Regions from separate parts of the Mus musculus genome. Here all the other regions are linked to region 5. Evidence: chromatin loops called from intact Hi-C (ENCODE). Cell type or tissue: left cerebral cortex. All regions are shown on one strand.

Region 1 (4,000 bases), 180 kb before region 5:
TGTGAAATATAAATAGCTACTTATAGCCATTCCCATTTTATAAATCATCAGAGTAAAGTCCTAAGAATTTGAAGTTAATATCTCTGCTAAGGAAAAGTTAGATTTAAATTAGAAATTAATTTAGTTTGAATATCTCCTGATAAATACCTTTCATGTCACTGGTAAGTAAATAAGACTCAAGGGCCAATTTTGTGATGGGCACTTTAGGTACACTACTCTATAGGACCTCTCCTTATTTGTCTTTTGTTTGGGATTTTTTTTCCTACTTTATTTCAAATAGAATCATATACATTCATATGTAATGTAATCATATGTGTGTGTGTGAGTGTGTGTGTATGTGTGTATATATATGTGTATATATATACACATATATATATTTTCCATTTAATTTTTGGTTTGATATAAACATAACTCAGAAAAAAGAAAGCTGACTAGATTGCCAGAGACAGTTGTCTCAGTACGTGTGAGAGAAAGATTTGAGTTCATGTCTGTCTGTCCTGGTCCCCTCCCCCAGACTCTACACTGGGACATGTAAAGCTTGAACACTCAGAGGACCGACTCAAACTCACCTTCATGTCAAGGACAGTTTCTCAGACATCTTTGTGTTCCCCTCAATGACTTGCCACACTTTGCATGGCAAGGCACTCAATAAATATTTGTTGGATGAAGAATTCTGGGCTTGGGTTCCAGCTTACCGTGGATTTAAGGACTCAGTGTCCTGCAGAGCAGGTGGTTACTCAGCTGGGCGACTTCAGGGAACATTTGAAATCAATTACGGGTGCAGAGGAACCTGTTAAAATGTCCTCTTTTGTATATGCCGGGGTTGACGGGGAGGAACGGAAGTTGAAGTGGTAGAAAAGGCTCAAATGCTTTCAGGGTTATGCACTGGACCTTAAAGTGTCCACACCAGAACAGGACAGAAGTTGGCTTATTGAAACACTAAATTCTAATGACCCAACCTAATGGGATCCTGACCTCAAGCTACTCCTAGCTTGCCACATAGCCTCAAAGTGTCAGACCTTTGACTGGCTACCTTTGTGAAGAACCCCACCAGGGAGCATTCCTCTCTGTTGCCACCAGTCTGCTCCAACTCTGGGGAAACAGGCAACTTAAAGTGTGTTCTACCTTTCAGAAAGCCCAGAGGATGACCAGAAGAGTCCCCCCAACCACCCCACCACCACCACCACACACACACACCTGAAGCTTGTGTACCCTGCATTGCCCTCAATCCTCAATAAAAAAGCATTCTTGCAACTCATTCTGGAGTCTGACTTGTTTCAGAAGAATTCGGGAACTTAGAGTGCAGGGAGAGGGTAATTCTAGCTGATTTTGTTTTCTTCAATGCTTGCTAGAGCTACAAGTTAGTCACAACTCAAAAAAAAAAAAAAAAAAAAAAAAAAAAAAAAAAAAAAAAAAAGCAAGCAGCTTTAGCTATCCAGACAGGCCTTTCAAAAAAGGAAAAAGACATATGAAGTGGACCCTGAGGGATGCCTACCAACACATTTTGGGAGAAGGTGATTAAATTACAGCCCAGAGGCTGGGACAGGACAGCCCTCAAGGAAACTAGAGACATTCCCAACTTTGTGGCGTCCCTTGTCTCATGTGCATGGGACAACACTGCCACCTAGTGTCCAGTGTTAAAACTATTCCCTAAGGTCCCATAGCTGTGGGTAGGGGCTTCTGCTAGGACTGGTATTGACTAAATTGTTTGAGGTCTCTGCTGAGGAAAAACTACCCCAAGCATGGCAGGTAGAGGACTTGGAAGCTGATTCGAGTTAAGTAGGCGGAACCTGAGGTTTGAAATCTATTGGCAGAGTGAGATCCAAGTCTTGGCCCACCCTCAGAGGGGCAACAGAAGTGCAGCTACAGGTTTGTGTGTTACTCCCAGCAACTTGACTCCACCTTGTTACTCTGTGTAACTCAAGTCCCACCATACTAGGAACTGATGTACACCATCTTGAGAGGCCGTGCCAGCAGAAGAAAGGAAGATGGATTGTTGAGCACTGTAAAGTTGTGCAAAGAGAGTCAAGTCACTCGAAGTAGAGGCTCTTATTACTGGCGGCTTGATTTTGGTAACCTCATGATCCTTAGCCAGGCTCTTCACCAGGGAAATACCAGCAGCAGAGACAATGGGTAGACATGGATGCTCAATCCTAAACAGTCCACTTGCTGAGCCCAACAAATTGAGGCCCTGCCCCCTGTGGGCTTTTAACCTCCCTTGATAATTTGGGCTGAGTGCAAGTCTGAAGAAAGATAGAGGATAGAACAGGGGGTGTGAAGAGGCTTGGTCGTCATCTGCTTTCCACCTCTTAGAAGCAGACCTAAAAGGGAAGTCCCAGAACACTGCAGGAGCCACTTGCATTTGAGGGAAAGAAACCTTAGAAGGTAAATTGCTAAAAATGATTTCCTGCCCAATTTTACATGCTCCGAGAGGAGAGGAGGGTTCTGATGGGCACTGGAAGATCTGAATGTGTGCTGTGGCAGTATGGAGACAGTGGCTGGTGACAGGCAAGGCAGGGAGGTATGTAGCTCTGAGGATGAGGTTGCCAGAGGTGAAGCAAAGAATAGGAGACTGCAATGGGGAGGTGAGACAGAGGACTGGAGAGGTAAATGACCGAGGTCAGGTGCTATGTTCCTGTATTCCAGGATTGGACTTTAATAACCCCAAGCAATAATCTCCCACATACATTCCTGTTGGATTGTCCTCTTAGGCTGCCTAGCCAGGAAACGGTTCCCAGGTCTCTATGTTGCTACTGCAGGAGGAAGCATAGGCAGATCTGTGTGGGTCTCAAGCGAGACTGAGAGCTCGCAGGCTCCCTAGCAGATGGGCACTAGGAAGCCAGACTAGGCAGCACGGAGATGTCATCTGGGGGAAACTGTGAAGCTGCCAACTCCGATCAGATAATCATCTCATTATTTCTTCCATTTTGGCCCCAGAATAAGGGTTTCCTTCTCCTCTTTCTCTGCCCCCATCTAGCTTACAGCCTGGCCCCTTCTCTCACGCCCTCTCCCACCCAAAACTAAAATAAAGCAAAGCCACATGACTGGAGAGTGCTCAGTGTCTGGGAATCCCAGATTCCAAACGAGAAATCACAGCCAAAGAGGGGGAGACACAGTGTCCACAAGGATGTTCCAGCGACACCCCACTGGAAGAGGCTCCTTCCCTCCAGATTTCTTTGCCTAGTCTGCAACTTATTTGGAGGCACTCAGAAACCTGAATGGATTTTGTTGTCGTTTTGGTTTGTGTTGGGTTTGGGGGGAGGGGTGATTGGTTGGTTGGCTGGTTGGTTGGTTAGTTGGTTGGTTGGTTTGGTTTTTGTTTGTTTGTTGAGGAGATATCAAATGATTCACGAACACCTACTTTGTTCTCCCCACCCCCAAGCCAGTCTCTGACATGTCGCTCATTGCCTCAGTTTCTCCAACAATGTAATGGAACTGACAAACAGGAAAGGGTGTGTGGATAATCCAGATTGGTACCATTATTTTTTCTGATTGTTTTTTAGTTAATGCGTAAAGTAACTTGGTCTCCTTGTGACATTCTTCTGTATATTTGTCCCCACTCCTTTTTTGGTGGGGTGTCTAAATGAATAAGGAGACCCCATGGGGTGAAATATCCTTTCCTCACCCTTGCCTGACATCAACCTCTCCAGATAGGAAAAGAAAAGCAAGGGCTCCAAACGTAGCTCTTCTTTTTGTCATTCTAGGTGTCTCTGTTAATCAAAATAAACACAGGTAACAAGCCCAAATAAATGCCTCTGATTAACCTTATAGAGTTCTCTGTGTTAAACATGCTCTCCTATTTAGGTCTTTCTAACAACAGCCAGAGCTAGAAGCCAGAATCCTGGTCTGCAAGTGTCCACCTTTTCCAGCAGATTTGTTGAGGTCAAGAAAAGGGGATCGAGGGTATAGAACGGGTGCTACCTGTCTTCCTAGTTTCCGGTGGCAGCCTGTTCCCTTGCTGTTTGGACCCAGTTGGGCATTATTCACTGCTACCATCCTT
Region 2 (4,000 bases), 280 kb before region 5:
AATGGGAAAACTGAAAATTCAAAGTATTCATCTAGTCTGTGCTCCTCGCTTCTGGATTTCCCCCTGAGTCACCTGTTGTGGGGTCTTGAGCCAGCCCCATGGGTCTCCCACTCACAGGCATGAATGGTGCTCACTGTAAGGATTACATTAAACAAGTGAAGCCAGATGTCAGTGTCTCCCACACAGCAGGACTGAAGGGAAAGCAGCCTCCCCATTATTCAGCATCTGGGTGTAGGCTTCCAGAAAGCAAAGTCTACATGGGTCAAAGGTGCCTTTTCACTTAAACCACATTACCCATTGCCACATCAGACACACAATATCTGTCTGTCTATCTATCATCCATCTATCTATCTATCTATCTATCTATCTATCTATCTATCTATCTATCTTATTGTAACAAATTTCCTGATTAGGTTTTATAAGTAAGCAAATGAAGAATGATAATTGGCTTCAGGTATCATATCGTGACTTTCTTCTATGAGTATGTATTAAGTGTTTACCATGGCAGTCAAAGACAAAAACACTAGCTGCCAGTAGAGGGGGCAGATAGAAACAGATGAAAACTGTTTCAGAGAATGGCCACCGGGCAGAGCACAGCCACAGTATTAGAAATTCTGGCTTCAGTTTATAAACCCCTACAGTTTCTTTCTCCCTGAGAACTGACTAAAGGAACATGATCTGCTCCCCCTTCCCCAGTCATCGCTGTCCAAAACGGAAACTCTACCCTGCAGAGGAACAGCTGGCTAGGACAGATGTGCAATGCCACTCTTGTATGGAGTAAGCACATGTGATATACCTCTAGCTCCCATGAGAGACCCTTTGCTCTGTTAAGGAGCTGAGCCCAGAGCAGACTCAGGGGGTGGGGCTTCTTCCCCTCCCCCCACCTTTGTAATAGTTCAAAAACAGTAGAGCACTGCTTACCTATCATACACAACTCCACTGATTGGAGGCAGCCAATGGATAGTAAGGGACTTGTGGGTTTGCCCAATAACCATGGGTGGTATGGGTATGGGGGTAGGTTTTTGGCTTTCACTCCATTGCTGGTATACGAGGTCCAAGTAGCAATGCATCCGGGCCACTTGGTTAGGGGTGAAGTTGTCAGTGCACTCATCATCTGTGAAGACAAAAAAAAAAAAAAAGATGTGGAGGCTGTAACCTGTACCAGTGCACAAATGCAAGACAGATCTCACTGTGCTCTTGCTATCCCTAGCACCCTACATCTTACATTTAACAGACTCAGAAATCATCAGACTCTGTAAAGAAATGAATTCTTCTCTAGAAAGAAATTCAGACACAGAAAAGGGAAAGCAGAGACTTGCTTTTCTCACAAGCAAGGTCATTACTATAGTCGCAGGCTGTCATGAAGTCACAGGATTGTCCTAAGACAGTGGCTCTCAACCTTCCTAGTGCTGTAAACCCTTAACATGGCTCCTCATGTTGTGGAGATGTCCAACCATAAAATTATTTCATTGCTGCTTCATAACTGAAATTTTCTGCTGTTATAAGTTGTAATGTAAGCACCTGATATGCAGAACATCTGACACACAACATCAAAAGGGTTGTGATCCGCACATAGAGAACCACTGTCCTAAACTGATGGCAACCTCCTGAGCACACCACAAGAGGGCAGTGTTTCAGCAGAGGGTCTCCTCACTTGTGTTTGGAATTACCTATTTCTGCTACATAGCCCTGTGACCATGCCCAAGGTGGGTGAGTATTCACTGGAGATGCTCAATAGAGAGGAAGCTGAAATGTTTAGGAAGCTTTAGGGATGGAAATAATGTCCCCAGTCTTACTGTCAGAGCCAGCAAAATCCCTGTGTTCATTAAACATTTCATAAAGTTGAAAAAGAGTGATCTTCATTTCAAGCACTTTTCTATTTAGAGTAGACCAACCTCCCATTCTGCTTCTCAGCATTGTCTCTACCACATTTAAGGGTGGCAGGTACTTACAGAGTCTCTTCCTAGACTCTGTATCTCCAAGTCCATCTGTCCATTCCTTGCTGAGGGAGACAGAGGTGTTCATGCTTATGAATTCAATTTATTGCTGACAACAATAAAATTTGGAGAGGAACGTCTTAAAAGTTTCTAGGTAGTGTATAAAGACACGGAACAAAAAAGTTGCCCTCTTTTACCATTCGAGTAGGTGATCAAATCAAAGTAGTTAGCAGCTTTAATTATAATTATACCCATCATTAGAAGAGTACTTATTGCTACTTTTTGCCAGAAATAAGGAAGGTCTGAGACATAGGCAAGAAGGATGATCCAGAAGACGACCCCAAGAAGAACAAGGCCACACAATGTAATTTTCACCAGATCCAACAAGGCACCATTTTAAAAATGAAATAATATGGTTTTGGGCATAGTACATAAAAGGTCAGCTAAGGGTCAATGTTAAGTTAGAAGAAAATCTGATTTTTTTACATAGGATAAAAGGGTTTTGGTGCTTCACTTAATCAAGTCAGCTTGGTTTTTTGTTTTATTTTTCATTTCTTTTTTTTTCATCTTTTATTAGATATTTTCTTCATTTACATTTCAAATGCTATCCTGAAAGTCCCCTATACCCTCCCCTCCCCCCACCCTGCTCCCCTACCCACCCACTCCCACTTCTTGGCCCTGGCATTCCCCTGTACTGGGGCATATAAAGTTTGCAAGACCAAGGGGCCTCTCTTCCCAATGATGGCCGGCTAGGCCATCTTCTGCTACATATGCAGCTAGAGACATGAGCTCTCGGGGTACTGGTTAGTTCATATTGTTGTTCCACCTATAGGGTTGCAAACCCCTTCAGCTCCTTGGATACTTTCTCTAGCACTATCTGAAAAAGTAATGAAAGGATATCTCCACCCAGAGTTCTGTTATTCATCACTATCAGACTAGAGAGCCTTCAGGGTAGAGGCTTCAATGAGAATCATCACGTTGTAAAAAGCTGAATAGATCTCAAGAGGGTTTCCAACTTTGCCCCATTTTATTCAAGACAGAAATGTGTTTCACTTTCAAGCTCTCATGGAAGAGAATCCAATCAACAAGACCATTTACTATCTCAATATTTTGTCAAACTTCAAACAAACACACGGAAAATACAGGAATACCCAACACAAAGTATTCATGTGACATGAATCTTCCTGGCTCCATTAGCTACAGCCTACCAATTCCCAAAGACACTAAATGATCTTAATGAAACAAAAACATTGGGCTTGTGGTGATACCTGTGTAGCTCATGTAGTTATTGAACGGAGCCCCTGGGAAGAGGGTGAAGCCACAGGTGTCATTAGCTGGCTCTGGGTCCCGACACAGCTTGCTCTTGGGTGTGGGAGCAGTGTCAGCACACAGGTCTCCTGTCTCCATGGATGGCACTGTCTCTCTACAGGGATCATCACAGGATTCTCTTTCACTGACTCCTTTGAATACATGGTAGAGTCCCAGGACATGTCCCACCTCATGGATCATGATGTTGGTGTGGCCAAGCATGCCATAATAGGTTGGGTTGAGGACAACACCACCTGTAATGGAAAGATTGCAAAACACCTTTGAGAAAAATAAATGAACAGCAGCTACCCTTAGTTATATCTTCGGCAAACACCAAACAGTCCATCTCAACCTCTACAAAAATAGTTTATAACTAACGTAGTGGCATCTAATTATGTTCTATGGACACCTTCAGAACTAATTAGCAAACATTTCTCTAATCTCTGTCATTGGGTCTTTATTGTGACCAAACATATATGTATAAGAGGTGAAAGATCCTCAGCCCCAGATATAAATTAAATCACTGAGGAGAATGAAAAATGAAGCTATAATTGCTAACCTCAACAAATATTTCTGAGTTAGTTCATGCATTAGTATTTTAAAAGCTTGGCTGGAGAGCCATTACTATGGGCAGGTGCACATGAGGTTGGGATCCAGGGAGAAGCATCCAGAGAGTTGCCTAGTCCCACTATATACTATCTGCCATTACCCATCTTGTCTCCTAGAAGCTTCCCTGCCTGTAAAGAGGGGATGAC
Region 3 (4,000 bases), 470 kb before region 5:
GACAAATGGCTCTCAGCTGATTGGCTAACAGTAACAGGATCAGAAAAGATGGTTTTTCTCTAAGGTTTCCTTCCTCCACTAGGAAGTTAAGAAGTTCCGACAAGTTCTTCTAGCGTTGCTCATGGTTTGGACATCACTCTTTCTCGGGCTATCCTCATTCTTTTCCTTTGTGCAGAAACAGTGCTGAGCTTTGTAGACGACATCATCTCTGGAGCAAAGGCTCCATGTGCCATGCCGTCTCAGGTGCCAGACAAACAGCTCACCACGATTTCTCTCATCATCCGATGCCTGGAACCTGACACCATTTACATGTAAGTAGTACTCACCTTAATGATTCTTTACCAGAATCAATCCCTATTATCACCCGAGTTCCTTCAGAGATGTGACAAGAGATTTTTTTTTTCAGTCTCAACAGCTATATCCCAGTAGGCATTATGGAGAAACTTCTGGAAAAAGTCGTATCATCAAAGAGTTTACTATATACAGAGGACATATATAAACAGATAATTGTAACTCAAGGCAGAATAGAGTATATGTTAGTTAGAAAAACCAGGGGCATGTTGGAAAGAAAGAAGAAAGTGAGTTATTCTATGTAGAGTTGGTGGCTAGATTCTAAATTGGATTGTACAAAAGTCAATAGCTTCTGTGATGTTGGGAAAGGCACACTAGGTTAAAAATCCCGGGGGCAAAGGTAGATAGGCCTGAAGGGGAGCTGTGGGTGGTCCAATTGGTCTGAAGCTGATGATGAACAAAAGAGGGGTGGAAAAGAAGTCAGTCAGAGTGAATGCTGTATGTCAAAGGAAAGCTTTTTTTTTTTTTTTTTTTTTTTTTTTTTTTTTTTTTTTAAGAAAAGAGGACAATGCCAAGAACTGTACTTCAGAAAGCCATCTCTAGTGGCTCTGAAATAATTTATAGAGTTCAGAACTGGTCAGCATTTTTCTTCAAAGAAAACATAGTGAATTATATCACCATGCTTGGAACATCCCTGTGTTCTCCCTGAACTCTTCTCATCTCTTCCTGTGCTCTGGGAACGACTGTAAAATATTTGTGAGCAGAGACATAAGAGATGCCAAGAGAGGAGATATGGTGATAACATCTAAGTCATGGTGGAAAAATCCACAGTCTAACGCAGGATCCATAGTGATGCCGTTTGGAAGCTTTCTGACCCCTCCAGTATGAAAAACATCTAACAGTTTACAGATGAAGTCACAGGCAGGGAGTCAAGGTTTCCAGAATAAATCATCTCCACTTCCTCTCCTAAGGAGTTCAAAGATGGGAAGCACTAGAAATCTGAGTGTCATTGATTGGGATGAACTCAGATGTTCAGCTGTGTCTCTTCCAAATAGGACATGTAACTCAGGACTGTACTGGGTGAATGTAAAATGAATAAGGTCAAGTGACAGCTGAGAATGAACGCACACACAAGGCTGACAATGCCAATACCAAAGACTATCTGTCTGCTCTTTGGGCAAGCATGCCTTGACCCATAACAGCTCTCTTGATATTTGAACAGCAGTGTGCCCCTCGGAGGAAGGGCACATGACAAAGGAATACAAATCTGGGACTGAAGACCAGCAATGTAATTTTTAAAAAGTCTCCAAATCAAAGTGACTCCTATGAACATTTATAAAGAGGATGGACTAACTCCTATCTGCCCTTCCTACTTGTTAGGAGGTTAGAAGTTCTGATGGAACAATAGGTAGGCATGGCTCTTTCAGAGAGGGTATTACCAAGTCTAGGACCTTCCTCAAGTGAGCCTTGCCTTGGCTTTGTTTCCTGGTCAAAGACCCGAGGCTAAGATCCTCTCCCACATTCAACATTTATGATGATCTTCTAGTGTTCACTTCCTATGTTTTGTAAATCACCTACTTCCTGTCTGTGTTGATTACAGAAGTGGGAGAGGCTACCAAGCTAAAGGATAGCCAGTTTCCACTAGGTGGCACTGCAGACTGCTGGAAAAGCTAGCTGGCACCCAGCTGTACCTTCATAGCCCCCAGTGAGGAAAAGCTCTTGCTTTCGCATGCAAAATGATGTTCTTAGAACCTGGCAGACTTACCTGGGGTGGCCTGGACATGAGACCCAGTGTGAGGAGAAAGGGCACTGTGGGCTAATAGCATTCTTCTCTGTAGAGGAGGAAAGACTGTTTGAACTTCCATCCCTGGTGCAAAGATAAAATCCTGTAGGCCTGGTTTTACTCCTAACCATAAAGTGTCTTTAAACCCTTAACTTTTCTGTACCCAAGTTTTCTTATAAATGAGGAGGATGGCGGCTGTCATCTATGGAGTGTGACAGTTATAGTTACGACCGACTACACCTGTTTCCATTTTATAGCTGAAGCAACTGAGGTTCAGGAGACTCGAATTACTTCCCCCAGAATCATACAGCTAGCACTGGAAATAGCGGTTAGGAGCTGAAGCAGGGTTTCCTTTTTCCCACACACTGAATCTTACTTTCAAGCCATCCCAGGTTCTTCGGCCAGAATCTAGGAACATCATCCTTTAGTCTAAAACAAAAGCTGGTCTCCAATGAGGGTCATGAAGTTCTGTCTGAGTTTTGGCTGGCTTTCTTTGTCATATACTTCATTTAATGCCACTAGAGAAGCATACTGAGAATGGCTCCTGTGGCGCAAACACAGTTAAGAACGCCATAAAGTGTGACAGATCCCACATCTTCTAGATTGTGGCGGGACCATCTCCCCTTCCCACCACCCTCTCACCACAACACCTGCTGCCAGAAGAGTCCTTGAATTTCTGAGCACGTGACAGCAGACAGATCATCGAAAAAAAGGTGTCTGAATCACAGAATGAGCAAAAGCCCTCATTCTGGCAGGAAGGATACAAGAAAGCAGCAGGTGACAAAGCCAGCTCTGTAGGCAGCCCCTGACAGCCTTATAATCATCCTTAGTATTAGGCTCCAGACCTTTAAGGCCCAGCCCTGGGGCCTGAGCCAGTCTGTGTCAGTTCCCACGCACACATGCCTCCGTGGTGCCATCACCACGATAGTAACTACGTACGAAAGGTCCCAGCCTGTGGCTGGAGAGGAAGCCCAGAAGTGTTGGAAGAAGCAATAAACAGACTTAGATGTGAGCCCTCTGGATCTGCAGCAAGGCTTATCTCCTCCGTCAGTAATTACAGCTAACCCTCTTCCTGTCTTCAGAGAGTGCTGTGGCAAAATGAGAATGCAAACAACAAATAGAGAAGGTTGGTCTTTAATGACAGCATGTGGCAGTTCCACATGAAAATGTGGACAGTGCTCCCCAGCCTTTTGTAGTCAAGTACCCTGAGTGCTCTCTCAGTGTCTCGGGGTTGGGGGGGTGTGTGCTCAGGGTTGAGGGGTGTGTGGGGGCTTGGGACTGCTGAGGAAGAGTACTGAAGGTCAAGCTTTGTCTGTACTTGGAAGGTTGTGTGAAGTTTTTCCTTTCCTAATATCTGCCTTGTATTAAAAATAAATAGTGCCATTAAACAGTCCGAGATTAGTAGCTTGCGTTTCACTCTAACTGCTGTCCTTCAGAGTATGTGAGACTTAATGTAACTAGGAACACCTTTGTCCTAGCTTAGGATCTGACACAGTGTAGCTGGAACTTACAGCAAGACAAGACAGGAAGCAGAGTTACCTGGAGTGTGGACTAGCTGGTGGTTGGTGACTGACTCTATCCCAGGCACTGAAAGACAGGGTCCATCTGGCATCCAACTTGGTACCCAAACTGTAGGACACCATAGTCCAGGGAAACTTAAGAATGAAGGGTTTAGGATTAGATTATGATGGGCTGCACGTAGTGGCTCCAGCCACAGAGTTGAGCTTGGCACCTTCAGCTTACTGGTGGGTAAAAGAAGTAGCCACACTGTAGCCTGACCTGGAGTTGTAAGACTATGAGGAATATCTGCTACCTATGAGCACAGGAGGTAACAGGGAGAGGTTTGTAACCCAAGACCATGCCCATGCCAGCTGGGAGTGTCGGTCTACAAAAATTGGGGCCTTGTATCTCCTGGCTCCCCCAAGA
Region 4 (4,000 bases), 180 kb before region 5:
CCTCTTGGTTTCCCCAGTAAACATCACAGGCTTTCTCTCTCAGCAGCCGCAGCCTACACAATCAATATAAAACAATCAATACTGTTTTGGAGCGTGTCTTTCTGTGTGTAGCCTCTCTCTCTCTCTCTCTCTCTCTCTCTCTCTCTCTCTCTCTCTCTCTCTCTCTCTCTCTCTCTCTCACACACACACACACACACACACACACACACACACAACCACACAACCACACACTTTGAATGGACCTGGTCAAAAAACACTCGCTAGCCTTTTGGAGACCATTCACCTCTCCTCCTTTTTATTTTACTCTATCATTTCAGATGTAAAAGGACAACAATAAATTCACTTCCTCTTGGACACTGAAGGAAAGGAGAAATCAATTACCTTGCCACGAGAAGTACTAACTGGAAACACCGCGTGCTCCTAGCATATAGACATCCTTTTTCTCTTAGAAGTTTCTCAGTCTAAAGTTAGTAAAAGTCACCATATGCCGAGTGAACAAATAAACAAACGAGGTACTCAAAATAAGTCATTTACACAAGTGAACAGCTAACCCAAGGCAGCTATTCTTTGACTGATCTGAAATGAATGGGGAAGATGTGGGGAGGAAACACTGAGTTTAACCTCTGCATTGTTTGCCTTGGTGAAAGACGCCAGCCTTCTTAAAGACTTCTCATCCATTACAGGAGCATGCATGTATACAGAACACCCTGGACAAACACATGGACACATGCAGAGAACGCAGGTATGCTTGCCCACAGGTAGTATAAAATAGGTATAAATATGCATTGAGCCCTTCTTTCAAGGATTAAGAAAAACCACTTACACTTTTAAAATCACTGCTTCTGCTGCTTCTATCTAACTCCTACAGCCCTCATGCTCTGGAGTAAGATCAGGGTCCTTCCTTCACCCTGGGTCTCCTTATCTCTCTGAACTCCTTTCTTCCAGTTGATAGCTGACTCAACTGCTTTTAAAACGTTGGGTCCTGTGCCACCCATCCCACATGCACCCCATTTCTTCGTGGAGCATGGAATAGAGCCTCAAAGCAAGTCCCCAGAGAAGCTCTCAATTCAAGCACGTGGACACTGCTAAGCAGATACCCTTAGGTCCTTGACTATCCCTTTTCTTTTATAACTTCCCCAGCTCCATGCACTTTTCTGACTCAGTTTTCCCCACTTGAAGCAGATCAAGAATAGAAATTGAGACTGGGGGTGGGGGTAGAGAAAGCCAGAAAAGCAGAGGAAAGGAGGAGGGAGGAAGGGAGCCAGAGAGGAAAGAGGGAGGGAGAGGGAGGGAGGAAGGGAGGGAGGGAGAGAGAGAGAGAGAGAGAGAGAGAGAGAGAGAGAGAGAGAATATTAGGAAGAGATAGATGGCTTAGCTTCAGAGGGGAAAAAAGAGACTCAGGCAAGAAGAGAAGTCAGCCCCTCCCCTTGCCCCTTACCCCCTTGCCACCCAAGGACCCTCAGAAAAACATCTCCTACCATTCATTTCAGGAAGGGGGATAGGACATCAGAAAAGGGTTCCTCCTGCTTTTCTCCCCCTGAGTGTGTGGGTGATCTTGCATCCCCTATAGGACTCTCCTGGCTCTCAGCTGCTAGTAATCCATTCATAAGATTTCAAGAGGCAACACCAAACTCAGGCTTCCAGTTTAGTTTCTCTCTCTCTCTCTCTCTCTCTCTCTCTCTCTCTCTCTCTCTCTCTCTCTCTCTCTCTCTCTCCTTCATTCCTTTGCACACCACTCTTCAGCTCTTGGCAGTCCAAAGTTTAAAAAAAAAATGTTGAACCATTTCTGTGTTTTCCTCCTGTTGTAACTTGGGCTGTGACATCATAACCCTGCCCACCAACACCCCACCTCTCTCCCTTTCCACCCCCCTCACCAGCCCCATGCCCCCAAACACTCCCCACCCACCCACAAAGAAGAAGGTCTCCTGTCAGTTCTAATGTGTGAAAAGACAAAGCTCCTGAAGAGTGCCCCCTCCTTCCCCTCGGTGCCCCTCCTGCCTCCCCCTCCCTGCCTTACCCACCGCTCAGCCCGGCTCTCCAGGCTTTTAACAATGATCCCATCTGTTTGACATGTGCGGCAAGGTGGGCTGGATTCAAATAATCTGTCAAGTGAATCGGATCAAAAACACAGCAACCCCCTCCTCAATTCCATCACACACACACACACACACACACACACACACACACACACTCACACAGACACTCATACCCCAAGCCGGAGCAAAAGTGTGAGCGAAGTCAGACTTACACAACGCCCACCCTTGGTGCCAGGGAGACAGACACCAAACATGCCAAGGGAAAGCACAAATTTATACATATATAAATTCTGTTGCTTATTTGTTTATGAGGGACACCCACACCCCAAGTCTTCAACCCCTCTCCCTCAAACCCTGCCACTCCGCAAAGTGCACAGATTTGAAAGCTGGTAGAATCTGTTTTGAAATCTCCAACGAGAGGGTTTTTCCCCCCTTTTTTTTTTTCACTCCAAAGCACTATCTGTGACGATCAGGCTCAAGCAGAGTTGCCAGCAAATGCAGGAGGCCCCTTCTAGGGTACAGGCTTTCAAACCAGCAAAGCTAGAGGGAATGAATTTAAGGACACACAGCAGGAGCTGGCTGAATTCATTTTATTTTGACTGGGTAGTTGGGGGAGGAATATCATTTCTGAAATGCCCAAGGAATGAAAGGAGAGGGTATGGATTTCTTAAACAGTCCTTGCAAGAGGAGCGGTGTCTTGGTCTGCAGGTAAATCTAGAAGGCAAGAAATTGGAGCTGTATAAAGGAGGACCAGGACACAGAGGGGGAGCAGGGAAAGAGGAAGAAAGGAAAGAGAGAGGAGTAAGGAGAGGGGATGGGGAGATGGGGAAGGAGAGAGGGGAGAAAGGGTGAAAGGCAGAGGGGGGACCAAGGGAAAGAGGGGAAAGAGGGAGAGAGGAGAATCAGGGGAAGACAGGAAGGTGAGAAGGAGGAGGAGAGAGAGAAGGGGAAAAGGCTGACATGGAAGAGGGAAGGCAGGAGGGTTGGGAAAGATGAATCTGGGGGCAGGAAGGGTTGGGAGAGAGAAGTGGGGAAGACCTGAGGAGAGATTGAAACAGGGAAGGAGGGAAGGGGGAGGGGTGGCAAATACAAGAACTCTGGAGACCAGAAAGGCAGTTAGAGACACACTGGGTAAACACAACAAAAATACAGAGGCAGGTGAAGAAAGTCACTGAGAAATGGGGCTGAGAAAACAAAGGGCACACGGTGGAGAGACTGTCTCTCTCGGGGACAGGGCACATTTTTAAAAGCGGGAGTCCCACATTGTCTCTGTAAAGAATTCCTTCTTGCCCACTCCTGCTGCCAGTCTCTCCTCTTTTACTATACCCATCTCACACTCCCACACTCCTCCTCTTACCTTTGTTGTCCTAGCATGCCATCCCCCTGGAAAATTCATGAATAAAAAATTCTAACACCCACCCAAAAAAGAAAAAAGAAAAGAGAGGAAGAAAGAAAAAGAAAAAAGGAAAAAAAAGAAAGAAAGAAAGAAAAAGAAATGCAAACAAAACACCTTTTTAAAATCCCTCTCTTTGTTCTACCCACTAAGGATTCTGGATTCTCTTATCTAGACTGGGCTGTGTGTGGCCATCTATACTTCATTTTGACACAAATTGTTTCCTTCAGATGGCAGGGGGAACTTTGGCTGTATTCACTGTATGGTGGGGCTTCTCTGTTCCCATAAGCAGTGTCATCATTAATATTAGGAGGCTCTGAGCAGAAAGAGGAACAGGTCTATGCTGGCATCCAGAATATTAACAAAGGCAGAGAGTAGGAGAGACCCTTAATATGGTCAGTGGTCCTCTCTGACTTCCTACTTCCAAAATCTGAGGCTGGGAGCCTGCCAAAGAGTGTAGTAATAAAAGCGTCCAGAGCACAACCAAATGCAGTGTCTATATATAGGAGCCGGGTCTGTTTTAGCTACTTGCAGACTCAAATGACACCCGGAAACAAACATTTCGGCAATA
Region 5 (4,000 bases):
TCCATATGCAGAGAATAAGAGATTATGGAGTACTCAGTCCTGAATGGAATGTACATATCCCATCCATTCCCTTCAAGACTCCAGGGACTTCACAGACAAGAGGGCAGAAAGACTGTAAGAGCCAGAGGTGAAGTATGACTTCACAAAAACTATGTTTTCTAGATACATGGGGCAGTTGCATATATGAATCCACAGCAATTATGACATCATGCACAAGATGTGTGTAAACTAAAGATAGAGGAAAAACCCCACCATGGAGCAAGAGTGATAGATAGACAATCCCACTGGGATCTGAAAAGCCGTTGGTATTTTCTAACTGCTAAAGGAAGAAAGAATCGGCTTTTCTTAAAGATGTGATCCTTGTAGGTTGATTCCAGGGCAGGGCCCACTCCCCAGAGTACTTGGGCAACGCAAACTTCATACGAAAAAGGAGGAGGAGAGAGGAGGAGGACCAATAGCAGGGTGAAGAGAGAGAACAGGTGAGAAGGAGTGAGAGCAAGAAGGAGAGGGAGGAGAGGGGGAAGGGGAGGGGAGAGAGAGAGAATTCAAAATTGAGTGGATGTGGGTAAGGGGGAATATGTCAGAAATTGGGAAAGGGCAAATATGATCACAATATAATTTATAACATTCTCAAACAATTAATAAACTTGCTTTTTAAAAGAAGTCTAGCCCCTTGGCTTAAGGCCTAAAATTTTGCTTTAGTGAAGGTGTGCTCCTAGGAACACAGGCATCTGCATGCTGCAAATGCAGGGCTCTGACTCGAGCTTTCCTTGGATTTACAGCATCCCTAGAAGATCTGTGCAAGTATTGTAAATTTTAATGTCACTAATATGCTGGTGATCACTTGTCTATACGCCTCCAGCTCCCTGCCCCCAGAAACTCTTCATTTTAGAAAACTTTTATAAAATTCTCTTATGAATTGGTATTGTCTCTAAATACTGGCCGCCATGAGATGCTTAATCACAAGATGAATGAGTTCCTGTCCTTTGCTGGAATAACTCTAGTAATAGAAGAAAACCAGGAAACAAGGCACAAAATAAATGGGAGAGTAACACTAAATGCACATGTTCGGCAAAAAACAAATTATTCAAAAAATAACAAAGAAAAATCTATAATCTATTAAGGCAAAATTATATATATAATTTCATTCAGAGCAGCGCTGACAAATCAGCTCAGAATCAAAAGGCAGCTTTCATTAGAATCACAGGAAACCCTTCTTCCGCTTCCAGATACCGAAAGACCTGTTTTCTGAGCTGTTTGGACTTGTTTCTTTCTCTCGCCATCCAGTATAATCTGTGATTATTTCAGATATGCTTCTCTGACGCAGTTCTTAGAGCCTGAAGCAGCTATGTCGTCATCGCGCTTTGCAGACTTTGGTCTAAGACAGCCCAGCTCTTGACACAGCTGCCTCGAAGGAGAGGCAGGAAAGAAATCCATCAGCTACATCTTCTCCTGCGGAAAAAAGGATTATCAAACTTCTCTTGAGGTAAGAGCACCCTCTGGTGGCCGATGTCTGCATTGTGCGCTGACAGCTCCATCTCAAACTAGACTCAATGCCCATATCCTTCCAGATGGAACCTATTTCACTGATCTCCCTTGGTAGCAAAATGGCCCGCTGGGCTCCAACATATAAAGCCCGAGTTCAAAGCTTTGTGCTACTATTAACTCATGAGTTAATTCAGTCTAATTACCTTCCTGAACCATTTTTACTTAAAATAAGAAAACAATGGCAGATTTGGGATCAAATGAAAACATCTGCTATTTAGTAAAACAAATACAAGCAAGATATTCTACAGTGTTTTGCCAGTCACACACATATCTAAGACCTAAGAACAAAGTTCTTTATTTTATATAAATATTATACTAAATCGTGTGGCATTATATTTCTGGTAGCCTGTTCATATTACACTCTTAAATCTATAACAATAAGTTTTGTGCAGATAGCCGCCTTTGACCTTCATCTATGACCCCGTGTCCATGTTGACTATTACAGCTCTTTGCTTTTGATCTCTTTCCCAAAACCACCTTTCAGAGACTTTTGTTCACAAAGCCATTTCTCAGTTTTGACTCAAGGATGTCTGATAGCCATGATCCGGAATCTACAAGACCCAAAGGTGACATGAACAAGCAGATCTTGGAGCATCCAGAGCCTGCCTGGTACCCTTCAATGTCTCTCACCCTGGTGACCTAAAGCTGCTCATCTTGGTGTCATTGCCGCGATTCTATGAAGTAATGCCCACTTGAGCATGTGGGCTTTCTGTCATCCATCTGCTCTACTTCATCCTATACTATATATCCTATATATTGATCGCCTTTTCATAAAACAAACTCATTACTCTTCCTTAGACAAAATACTCTACACCACCATCATCACCTTCTGGAGTTTTGTTCCCTCCTGCCCACCTTAAAAGCTTTGAGAAGGAAATCTATGATGTTTACAAATTACCAACCTGAAAGTATTTTGTTAGAGCATCCTCCAAAGAATAAGACTCACATAGATCTTTTTTTTATTTTTGTATTAATTAGTTATTTTTTTCATTTACATTTCCAATGCTATCCCATAAGTCCCCCAAACCCTCCCCCCGCCCCAAGCTCCCACTTCTTGGCCCTGGCGTTCCCCTGTACTGAGGCATATAAAGTTTGCAAGACTAATGGGCCTCTCTTTCCAGTGATGGCTGACTAGGCCATCTTCTGATACATATGCAGCTAGAGACACAAGCTCCGGGGGTACTGATTAGTTCATATTGTTCCACCTATAGGGTTGCAGACCCCTTTAGCTCCTTGGGCACTTTCTCTAGCTCCTCCATTGGGGGCCCTGTGTTCCATCCAATAGCTGACTGTGAGCCTCCACTTATGACTCACATAGATCTTAACAGCACACTATAGTTCAACTTCTCACTCACAGTTTACTCTTTCTTCTGGCTTCTCATTTTTAGCAAGTAGCTCCATAATCCACCCAGATGCTCATGCAAAAATCAACAAACAGTCCTTGGCCTTTTCTGTTTTATTCTCTAACTCCATCACCATACCCTACTAATTCCATTTGCCAATGTCACAATTCTTATCACCCCCTTCTATTTCCATGATGGTTGCTGGTACTTAAGCCATCACATCTCTAGCATATTCTTCTAGTCGTCCCTTAATCCTGTTCCTTCTCCCTCCCATTTCTGTCCATACAGCATCCAAAATATACTTACAAAGGCATAACTGATAACAGATGTGAGTATTCACTTTGATCACTCAATGTGGTACCCTTCTGGTTAGCCTATATGACATTATTCAATTGAAATTAATACATGTTTTGGTTTAGAGACCGTATAGAGTCCCACTTCTCACCCATAGTTTAATTTTTATTAATTATTTTGAATTTCCATTCATATATACAGTGTATCTAGATAATTCTATTTCTATATCTATTCCTTGCTCTCCTCTTGTAACTCCCTCCAGGAACATCTAGCGCATCTTCCTGACAACTTTTTGTCCTCTTTTTTATAGTTATCTGTTTGTTTGTTTTTGGTTTAACCTGCTGAGTCCAGTACCTAAGCACATGTGCACTGGGTCATTCACTAGGGTGTGGGGGAGTTACTACTGGCCACATTCCTAAAGAAAAGTGACTCTCTCCCCCTCAAGCAGCCATTAACTGCCAATAGCTCCACAGATTGAGGTGGGGCTCAGGAGATCCCTCCACTATCCATACTGAAATTTCTACTTGGATTGATTTGTATTCATGTCTCGTGTAAATACTCATAACTGCTGTGAGTCCCTGTATGCTACATCTGTATCGTGTCCAAGGGACAGCATTGCACAGGACTCATCTCCATCCTTCAGCTACTATCTTCTCTCAGCACCCTATTCCTTTACATTTCTGAGATATGTGGTGGGAGTAGGGATTGGTATAGATGTCCCATCAATGGATGAATGCCCATAGTCATTGAGTCTCAGCAATGTGAACGACAATGCTTCTCTGTGTTAACTACTACCCGCTGCAATAAGAAGCATC
Region 6 (4,000 bases), 290 kb before region 5:
GTTTTAAGTTGTAAGATAAAATAGGAGACAGGAATAAAAACATAGGAAAAGCATAGTTGAAGGAATTGTATGTGACTGAGCAGTTGAAGATTAGCCCAGTTTGTAGAACTGACAAAAAAAAGTTTTTTAAAATAGTCACACCCCCTAAAACTACCTTATACATACATCTTGTGTCATACATTTTTAAAATATTGTTAAGATTTATTTATTTCTAACATTTATGAGTGTTTCGCCAGCATGAATGTCTGTGCAGCTGCAACCAATAGAGGTTAGAAGAGAGTGTCAGGTCCCCTGGGCTTGGAGGTACAGACCATTGTTAGCCAGCTTGTGTGGTCTGGGACTTGAACATGGCCCTTATGAGGAGCATCCAGTGCTCTTAACGGCTAAGCAGTCTCTCTAGCCCCTTCACATTCTCTTCGGACAAAGGCAATATGGATCAATAGAAAGAGACTGCCCCAGGTACCTGGTCTACCATGTGATACTCAGGATGCATCCCAAAGCTCCATTCCTTGTTTACTTGTGTATGGAGAGAGAATTGGCCAATAGACTCTACACTACTGTCTCCTTGCCTGGGGTCTAGGACACAATCTCAGAAAGAGGCAAATTTACAGTTTTATTTTGAAGAAAATTCATTTTGTCCAATGCTGCCCCATAGAAATCTAAATGAGAATTGTGCGTGATCTTGAAATTTTTAGTAGTCACTTAAAAAGTAAAGAGGTAGAATTAACTATAATACTGTATTTCGTCCAATTGGGGATACTTAAAATATTACCATTTGAATTTTTAATCAATATAAAATGATGAATGAGATTTTAGCATTCCTTTTGTATCCCAAACACTGAAGCATTCAATAAATGCATTTTCACTTAAATCTCTTTTTAATACTTGCCTTTTACTTCAACTTCATATTCATTGTCAGAATGGCTTCATCTATTAAAGCCGGTTCAAACTTTCAAGTTATACTTAAGTTTTTTTTCCTAACAACTAAATTGAGGTTCAGTTCAAAAATGAAATTACCTTAATTATATTAGGATACACATTGAACATCTTAGCTGCATACAACACATTTTGAAGTCTTAAGCGCCACATGTGTCAGATGACAGGTAGACAGTGTGCAGCAAGAAAATCAACTTCCGAATGAGTGCTGCTCAAACTCTCAGGGCCTTCCTTAGTGTTCAACCTGATAGCCTTCTATCTGGAACCAAGTGGGTTAAACAGTTGACTTGGCTCCTTTTTGCCTTGTGTATTAGGGTGTCCCCAGGTGAAGCACAACTGGGATTCAGAAATGACTCCGTGGGCCAGTAGTACAGATTATCCAGCCGAGGAAGCAACAGAAGCAGAAGAAGCTCATTTTGGCACAGAACCTTGTGAGACCCACTAGCAGAGAATCACTGCCTCTAGTTAAGCTGTTTCACGAGCTGGGAGTAAATATGTCTACGAAGTTAGGAAGATGTTCCCGCACCACTATCTGCTAAATACACACAGGCAAGTGCTATCCCAAGGCTCTTTGGTGGCCACAATTGAAGACCAGCACCAGCAGAGAGCTAGCATACTGAGGAGGATCTAGGGAGGAGCAAGGACAAATGAGTGGGATTTACATATTTAATGATCTGTGTTGAATGCAGATGAGAAAAAAAAAACATTTAGTATTTAGACTTTAGTGTGGTGGAATAGGATTGTACCATATCTGCGAATCTCAAAAGACCAAGAAATGTTTAGTGGTCCATTGTTGGGTGGAATCCCACAAAAGGCTAGAGAATTGAATATATATTTTCCTCGTCCAAGAAAGTGAAAAACGGGCCATCTTAATAATTTGCAGAATTTGCCTCCCAGATTTCTACTCCCCGCAGCTTTATGTAAGAATAGGGTTAGATGAGTATGAAGGATATGTTGGGTGAGGAGTGGCCAACTGCCCTAGGTATCCTAGGACTGGATATGTGTCCATACTGAACTTGGACAGGTTCCAGGCAAAACAGACAAGTTCATTCCTTAGATTGGCAACAGGGGCCATTAGAAAAATGATCCAAGGAGTAATTATATCTTTTCCTTGGTTATGTTTACAGAAGAGCTGTAAGTGGGCCAAATGAGTGACTCCCTTTCCTTAAATCACACCCAGTTAATAAAACTGAACAAGCAGACCTTTGGTTCAAATCGCATCCTTCTTTTAGTATTATTTAACCTGTCCTGCAGTTCTTCACTGAGGCCTTAAGGGGGCCCCAGAGTAACATCCCTGTATTTCAGCACTCTGGGACCAGTGTTGAATAAACCCCTTCGGCACTACGCGGAGATTCCAGTGACCTCTTAGGACCCCAGAATGTCCACAGATTCACGCGGGCCCTCCTCCCTGTGCATTTTTAGGTTGAGTCAAGCTCATCCCAAGATTGACCTCTTTGAGCAGAGGAGCGCGACCTGTCTCTCGCACATGCGACTTACCTTTCTACCTTCCCATCTCCACAGTAAGGGCCTCCGTGAATGTGGCTCAGAGGAGGTGAAGCTTCTCCGAGTTCCCCTACAGCTTCAGCTTGAACTTGGTACTGATACATCTGCCCAGGGATGACCTCCCTGTGGAAATCAATGAGATTCCGACCTTTGTTGTTGGTTCACATGGGTTTAAGGAAACTCTTACGTAAAACGAAATGGGAAACGTGTCAATTGTATGAAACAAAGATAAATGCCCAATCCTATGAACAACCTCGTGTTTGAATATATATGTATTTCTATGGGCCTCAAATGTTCTCCACTAGTAAATGTATTATAGTAAGTGCTTGGTGAGTTAACACTTAATATAATAGTCCTGGAGAAAGTAGGAGGATGTCATGTAATGTTTTGAACCAAGAAAATCTAGAGCAGCTATTGAAAAACCAGCAAACTATATTTTTAAAGTAACCAAACTAAGTGAAGATTAGAATTTCAGTGTATGGGCTCAGTCACATCTTTTCTTGGGTTTGTAGACCACGGTTTTCTTAAGAGAGAATTCTTGACTTGGAAAGCCTGGAGCAAGTATTTCATAGAAGTAAGTATACAACTCAATACCACTTGGAAGAAGTAAAAATTTCCAGTTAAAAACGCACTAAATTGACCTCTACCTCCAAATGCCAAGAATGGAGTTGGTACAGTTGACCTGAGAGATTGGAGGAATGCATCACACTTTCTGGTTCCTGGTTCTTTGATTAAGTGGTGAGTGTCTGACCCAAGACTTTGATTTAGCATTAAAAGACCTCATGAATTTGGCTGCAGGTAACAAAGAGGAATTCTGCCTCATCTTAATTTTATCCAGTGATTGTCCAAATTGGAAAAGCACCACCCAGCTCAAGATAGGATGCAAGTATCTGGGAGGGCATGATCTCAGTAAATTATTAGGACTGCCGGGAGTGGGCAGTGAGCATTTCCTGCCATGATTCTCATTTTTCTAGACGGACTCTTTACTGCAACCACAGAGTCACCGCCCCACAATCTGATGTAGCAACCAGCAAACAGGAAATGTCTTAGGGTCTCCAAAATACCTTTAAAACCTTCTATACTGGCTTTTAAGTATTTTAATAGGAAAGACACCTAAATATTAAAGACTCTTAAATTTTCAAATTAGTTTTCCTTTTTGAGAAAGAAGTCCTCTCCTGAGAATGTTAGATGCTGTTTTTAAAGCAAACCCAATTTTACTCCAATCAATGGTGGTGGTTGGGTTCCTTTATTGTGTGGTTTCTTGTTGTCCAACCATGCTTAAAAGTCTTACACCGCTCTGTGGCTGGAAACAGGAATGGATGGGAATGTTGTGTGTTTATTTTTATCAAAGGGAAAAACACAGCAGCAGGTAACTTAGGCCTCCCATGAGCTGGGTCTGTGAAGGGCAGGGTTCTACCGAGGAAAGAGAATGGTATGACCAGTTGGAAATAGAGTTTGAATCCTAGGATGTCCTTCTATTAGCTCTGAAACCAAGTGTAAGCCAAGCCTTAGTGTCCTATCTATAAAACAAGATATTATTGGCTTTAAATATTTATATGTG
Region 7 (4,000 bases), 420 kb before region 5:
GTTTTCAAATGACTGCAGGAAATGACCAACCAATAAGGGAAATGTGGGTCTGGGTTAGGCCAATGGTTTAGGTTTGAAATAATGAAATCATTGAAACAAAGAATAAGACACCAAACACACTTCATATTTTATGTGCTGATTTTTTAATGAACGTTTTATAATCTTATAAAATAACTGGATGTAGCTGTTTTACATTACAATACAGTAGATCAGCCCCTTTCACTGTGTTTGCCATCAAACTGTCCCCTTGGGTGCTAACTGACACACTCAATGGTGATCACACAGAATAGATGATGTGTCAAAGACTAAGGCCTTAAATGTTGGAAAGGAAAGAAAAGAACCAAGAAGACTCTACTCGCTGCCTTATTTGCCCAGATCTGCTCTTTGCCCCTGCTGATCTCTTTTCTGTATCTGTGATTGAAGGCTGCCATGCTACTATTGAAGCCAGCCACCTTTGGGCCATGTTGATCTCAAAACTGTGGTTACCAGGAACTAGAAATAGACAGGTAACTTTGTAATAAAGAAACAGGCAGAGGAGCCTCTGTGGAGGGCCCTGGATGACATTATGGATGTCTAAGGAGAACTGAATACAACCACCTGGGGGCAAACATGACTTGTTCCTAGGATCTCTGATCATTTTCTTTATTAGGGACTTAAGTTTCTTCAAATACTGGAGCCAAGGGACAAAGTCTAGATAAGACTCCCGTCTCTGTCTCTGGCTGATGATGGCTAAATGGCCTTCAGCCTGGGGAGCTTTACACACACCCCAGAAACTGTCCTCTTGCCTTCCCAGGGCAGGGTGAATGTTGCCAAAAAGAACAAAGTATCTTAAAGTGAAGCATGGGGTCTCTGTTAGTCTTAGTGGACTTAATGAGGAGACTGAGCATGGACAGATACTGGTGGGTAGTCTGTGCCCATGAGTGCTCTTGGGAATGGCAGTCTCTGTGCACTAAGTTGTGCCCAAGGTAACTATTGCTCTGTCTCTGTCAGGATTTTCCTAAGGCAAAAGTTGACACACATCCAGGAATTTGAATGTTCTCTAAGGAAACAGTGTGTGTGTGTGTGTGTGTGTGTGTGTGTGTGTGTGTTTAGTAGAGAATTTAAATTTTTCTATTGGTCTTTTCATACTCACCTTAATGAGATACAGAAATAGGAATTGAAATATGTAGTAGAGAACCTAAACTTTTCTATTTTTCTTTCCATATTAAACTTATGAGATTCAGAATATGAATGGTATTTCCTGACAAAGGGTAATAAGTGTGACCTAGATAGTAAACAGTATTTAAGCACTGTTTACCTTATTGCTAGGAGTAGAAGACTAACACTGCCTTTCCCCTTCTCAATGGCTTTGTTGTCCATGATCCACATATTCATAGGTAACTGTATGTATATTGCCATATCCAGTCACTGCAGAATATTGCTCTTCATATAGAGCAGGGATAATTGTGCTTATGATGATAAAAAAAAGTTTCCTTTCTCATTCTATAGATTAGTTGCTTCAGTCTTGATGACAAAAGAGTAGAAGGAAGAGGAGGAGAGGTTTTGGAGATACCAAAAGTGACTCCAAGTTTTGCTTGGTCTTAGTTTCCACTGGAGGAAAAAACTAGGGTCTCTGTAAGAGAACAAGACCGTCATTAAAGGAAAGAAACTATGTCCTGACTCTCTTTCTAGGTGTGATCTAGAAACTGCTATAAGAAAACATACCAAGGACAGAGCCTATAGAAAAGTATGAGAATAGTCTGGATAAACAGAGAAGTGTTAATGTGACTGTTTTGTGCATAGTCCATACAGCTATTGAACAAGAAATGGTAAAGAGAGCATGGACCCTAAATAGTTGAAATTCTTCTTTCTCCCCACAGAGTGTCACCCTCGCTCCACATGTTGCTTACTGGGCCACAAACTTCAGATTTTGCACTTGAATAAGATTTATCTCTTTGCTCGAAGGATCCCTGGCCTCTTTTGGAGACTTGGATCAGGGGCTTGTTCACTCATTCTATCCTTTTATCCTCAGACCTCATTTAATCTTGACCTCTCACCTCTCTGACCTTTCACCTCTCTGACAGCCTTTCGCTCTTCTAACTCCCCGTTCTTTCATCTCTTATCTCCTCCCCCACATTTCCAAATCTCCAAAGCATTTTCTTTTCTCAGAAAAATCAACAGTTAGTGATGTGGCTGTGAACAATTGGCCAGACCTTGAGACTTGCAACAAGGAGAGACAGCAACTGGCCAAGTATGAAGAGGGTGTAAGTTCCTGTAAGCCTGATGTTCACAGAATGAGCCCTCATACAAACTTTTTGGCTGGCTGGTTGGCTGGCTGGCTGGCTGGCTGGCTGGCTGGCTGGTTGGTTGGCTGGCTGGCAGCTATACTTGGACTAAGTACATGGAGAAGTGGAAAAGACCCTGGTCTTTACCAGCTCCAACTGAGAGTTCTGAGAAGCGTAGAAGAGTTTGTATGCTCCTTTTGGTAGATACTTAGAAACCATTGTCTATTTCTCCTGGACCTACTGCCAAATAGGTTCCCATGTAACTTTCCATGCCTCTTGCTCTTAGCATGCCAAGTCTATCTCCTTTCAGTAGGCCCAGCTCCCAGGTCATAAAATGATGATCAGCTGACAGGCTAGCATCCAGAATTCCATCGACTCTCTTCTCCCCATCCGACCTGCCAATCCCTATCTATGGGAAGAAGGCAAAGGAACCTTTCTTTCTGTCTTCGAAGCTTCAGTATCCCTCTGGACATGAACTTCACAGCAGCATTTGTGGAACAATGGATAATCTGTAGCTTAGTAAACAGCAAAAAATATAATATATAATATATTTATATAATTATGTTTAAATACTTATAAAGAAATAGCTAACCTCCTTATTTGAGAGAGACCACACAAAAGGAAGGCAAAGGGCCAGTCTGGAATAGATGAGCCCTGAAAGATGACAGTCCATCTGAAATGGGTATTGACGGAGTCCCTGGCAGCTTATCTTCTAATATTTTGATATGGGTTTACATGTTGGGTGGGGCTGAGCCACTGACAGCGTGCAGAGTGGGGAGGAGATTGAGAGAAGGATAGAGCAGAGTACAGATGGGGGGAGGGGTCTGTCAATTTCTCCTTCCATTTCTAACCAAGTGTCTTTTTACAGAAACAATTGCCTCTAATCCCTCCCTACTTGGACTACTTAATGCATTAATTGGCACCTACAAACATTTCTTGCATTTCTTAAAGGCTCTCTTTTAGGCTCTCCTTCCACCATGGAACCTATCTTGTTCATTCACCCTTTGCATCCTGCTACGGGAGCTTCTCTTTTAGTCTGCCCCCAGGGCAGAGGAGATGGGCTCTGCTCCTAGAGTTACTGGTTTTCTTCTGCCTTGGGGTCTCGACAGGTGCATTCATCCAAGTCACAATCAGCAGCAAATGGAATGACCTAGGGGAGTGAACAGGAAGTTGAAAGCATCCGTTTTCGGGCCAAGCTTCACAATTTTCAACTGGCTTTAATTTTCCTCACTTGGTACTACAAGAAGTATGAAAGTGGGGGTTTGCATCAGAGGCCTAGAATTAACACTGGTTCCTTTTATGATATACCACTTCATTATAGGCAAGGTAATCCTTCATTTCTTCCTTTCTTCATCTATAAGGTAAGAAGACATCAGTACCACCCTCCAGACAACATCTGTGTGGTTGGACCAAATGAATGGTATCACACATTTATACCTTGTTTTACACCTAGAACTACTGTTGGAATTACTCCTAATAGGCTGATAATGTCTAGTTAATTTTTTTTTTGTAATCCTCATAGAGCTACGGCTGCTATACATTAGCGAAGAATCCCTAAATGTTCATCTTTCTGACTTCTCCATGCTCTGGGAGCGGTGGGATCATCTGTGACATCTTCATATGCATGACCTTTTGTCTTTCTTGAGTCTAGGATATGCTTTGAGGTTTTGAGACAGTGCATCTCCCTTCCCATTGTGTGTAGCTGTTATCTCACGTCTATGTAATTATCCCATCGC

What was found. Peaks named below come from ENCODE experiments on the same cell type or tissue, not always from the same donor. Only the 100,000 strongest peaks of a DNase experiment are listed, where the experiment ranks them.
Region 1: it touches region 5 in a loop (4-fold over the local background); 26 of 42 quality-filtered maps call a loop at or near these places.
Region 2: it touches region 5 in a loop (2.0-fold over the local background); 19 of 42 quality-filtered maps call a loop at or near these places.
Region 3: a loop joins it to region 5, with 16 times the contacts of the local background. A loop is called at or near these places in 33 of 42 quality-filtered maps.
Region 4: a loop joins it to region 5, with 2.9 times the contacts of the local background. A loop is called at or near these places in 25 of 42 quality-filtered maps.
Region 6: a loop joins it to region 5, with 6 times the contacts of the local background. A loop is called at or near these places in 18 of 42 quality-filtered maps.
Region 7: it touches region 5 in a loop (14-fold over the local background); 18 of 42 quality-filtered maps call a loop at or near these places.

What each region holds. Positions count from the first base shown.
Region 1 is chr1:158,952,119-158,956,118 of GRCm38, forward strand. The region is part of intron 2 of Pappa2 (pappalysin 2); the gene reads right to left. Among named protein-coding and RNA genes, the nearest start is that of Pappa2, 4.1 kb to the right of the region's middle. In left cerebral cortex, a CTCF peak has its summit at 1,623 (motif pointing left); DNase peaks (open chromatin) are centred at 1,616 and 2,872.
Region 2 is chr1:158,853,929-158,857,928 of GRCm38, forward strand. It overlaps Pappa2 (pappalysin 2), which reads right to left. Exons shown (of 23, transcript NM_001085376.3): 5 at 3,206-3,499; 6 at 922-1,114. Among named protein-coding and RNA genes, the nearest start is that of Pappa2, 100 kb to the right of the region's middle. In left cerebral cortex, CTCF peaks have their summits at 549 (motif pointing right) and 1,617 (motif pointing right); no DNase peak of the experiment used is centred here.
Region 3 is chr1:158,668,453-158,672,452 of GRCm38, forward strand. Astn1 (astrotactin 1) reads left to right here. Exons shown (of 23, transcript NM_007495.4): 20 at 176-311. Among named protein-coding and RNA genes, the nearest start is that of Gm37679, 120 kb to the left of the region's middle. In left cerebral cortex, a CTCF peak has its summit at 1,932 (motif pointing right); a DNase peak (open chromatin) is centred at 1,945.
Region 4 is chr1:158,958,651-158,962,650 of GRCm38, forward strand. It overlaps a transcript of Pappa2 not described here. Among named protein-coding and RNA genes, the nearest start is that of Pappa2, 2.5 kb to the left of the region's middle. In left cerebral cortex, no CTCF peak of the experiment used is centred here; a DNase peak (open chromatin) is centred at 2,459.
Region 5 is chr1:159,134,019-159,138,018 of GRCm38, forward strand. It overlaps 4930562F17Rik (a long non-coding RNA gene), which reads left to right and starts at 263. Exons shown (of 4, transcript XR_865669.1): 1 at 263-479; 2 at 1,309-1,486. In left cerebral cortex, a CTCF peak has its summit at 1,510 (motif pointing left); a DNase peak (open chromatin) is centred at 1,488; H3K4me3 peaks cover 295 bases.
Region 6 is chr1:158,842,571-158,846,570 of GRCm38, forward strand. Pappa2 (pappalysin 2) reads right to left here. Exons shown (of 23, transcript NM_001085376.3): 9 at 2,434-2,562. Among named protein-coding and RNA genes, the nearest start is that of Pappa2, 110 kb to the right of the region's middle. In left cerebral cortex, a CTCF peak has its summit at 2,206; a DNase peak (open chromatin) is centred at 2,215.
Region 7 is chr1:158,711,607-158,715,606 of GRCm38, forward strand. It overlaps Pappa2 (pappalysin 2), which reads right to left. Exons shown (of 23, transcript NM_001085376.3): 23 at 127-3,414. The coding sequence ends at 3,340. Among named protein-coding and RNA genes, the nearest start is that of Gm37679, 160 kb to the left of the region's middle. In left cerebral cortex, a CTCF peak has its summit at 1,861; DNase peaks (open chromatin) are centred at 1,889 and 2,273.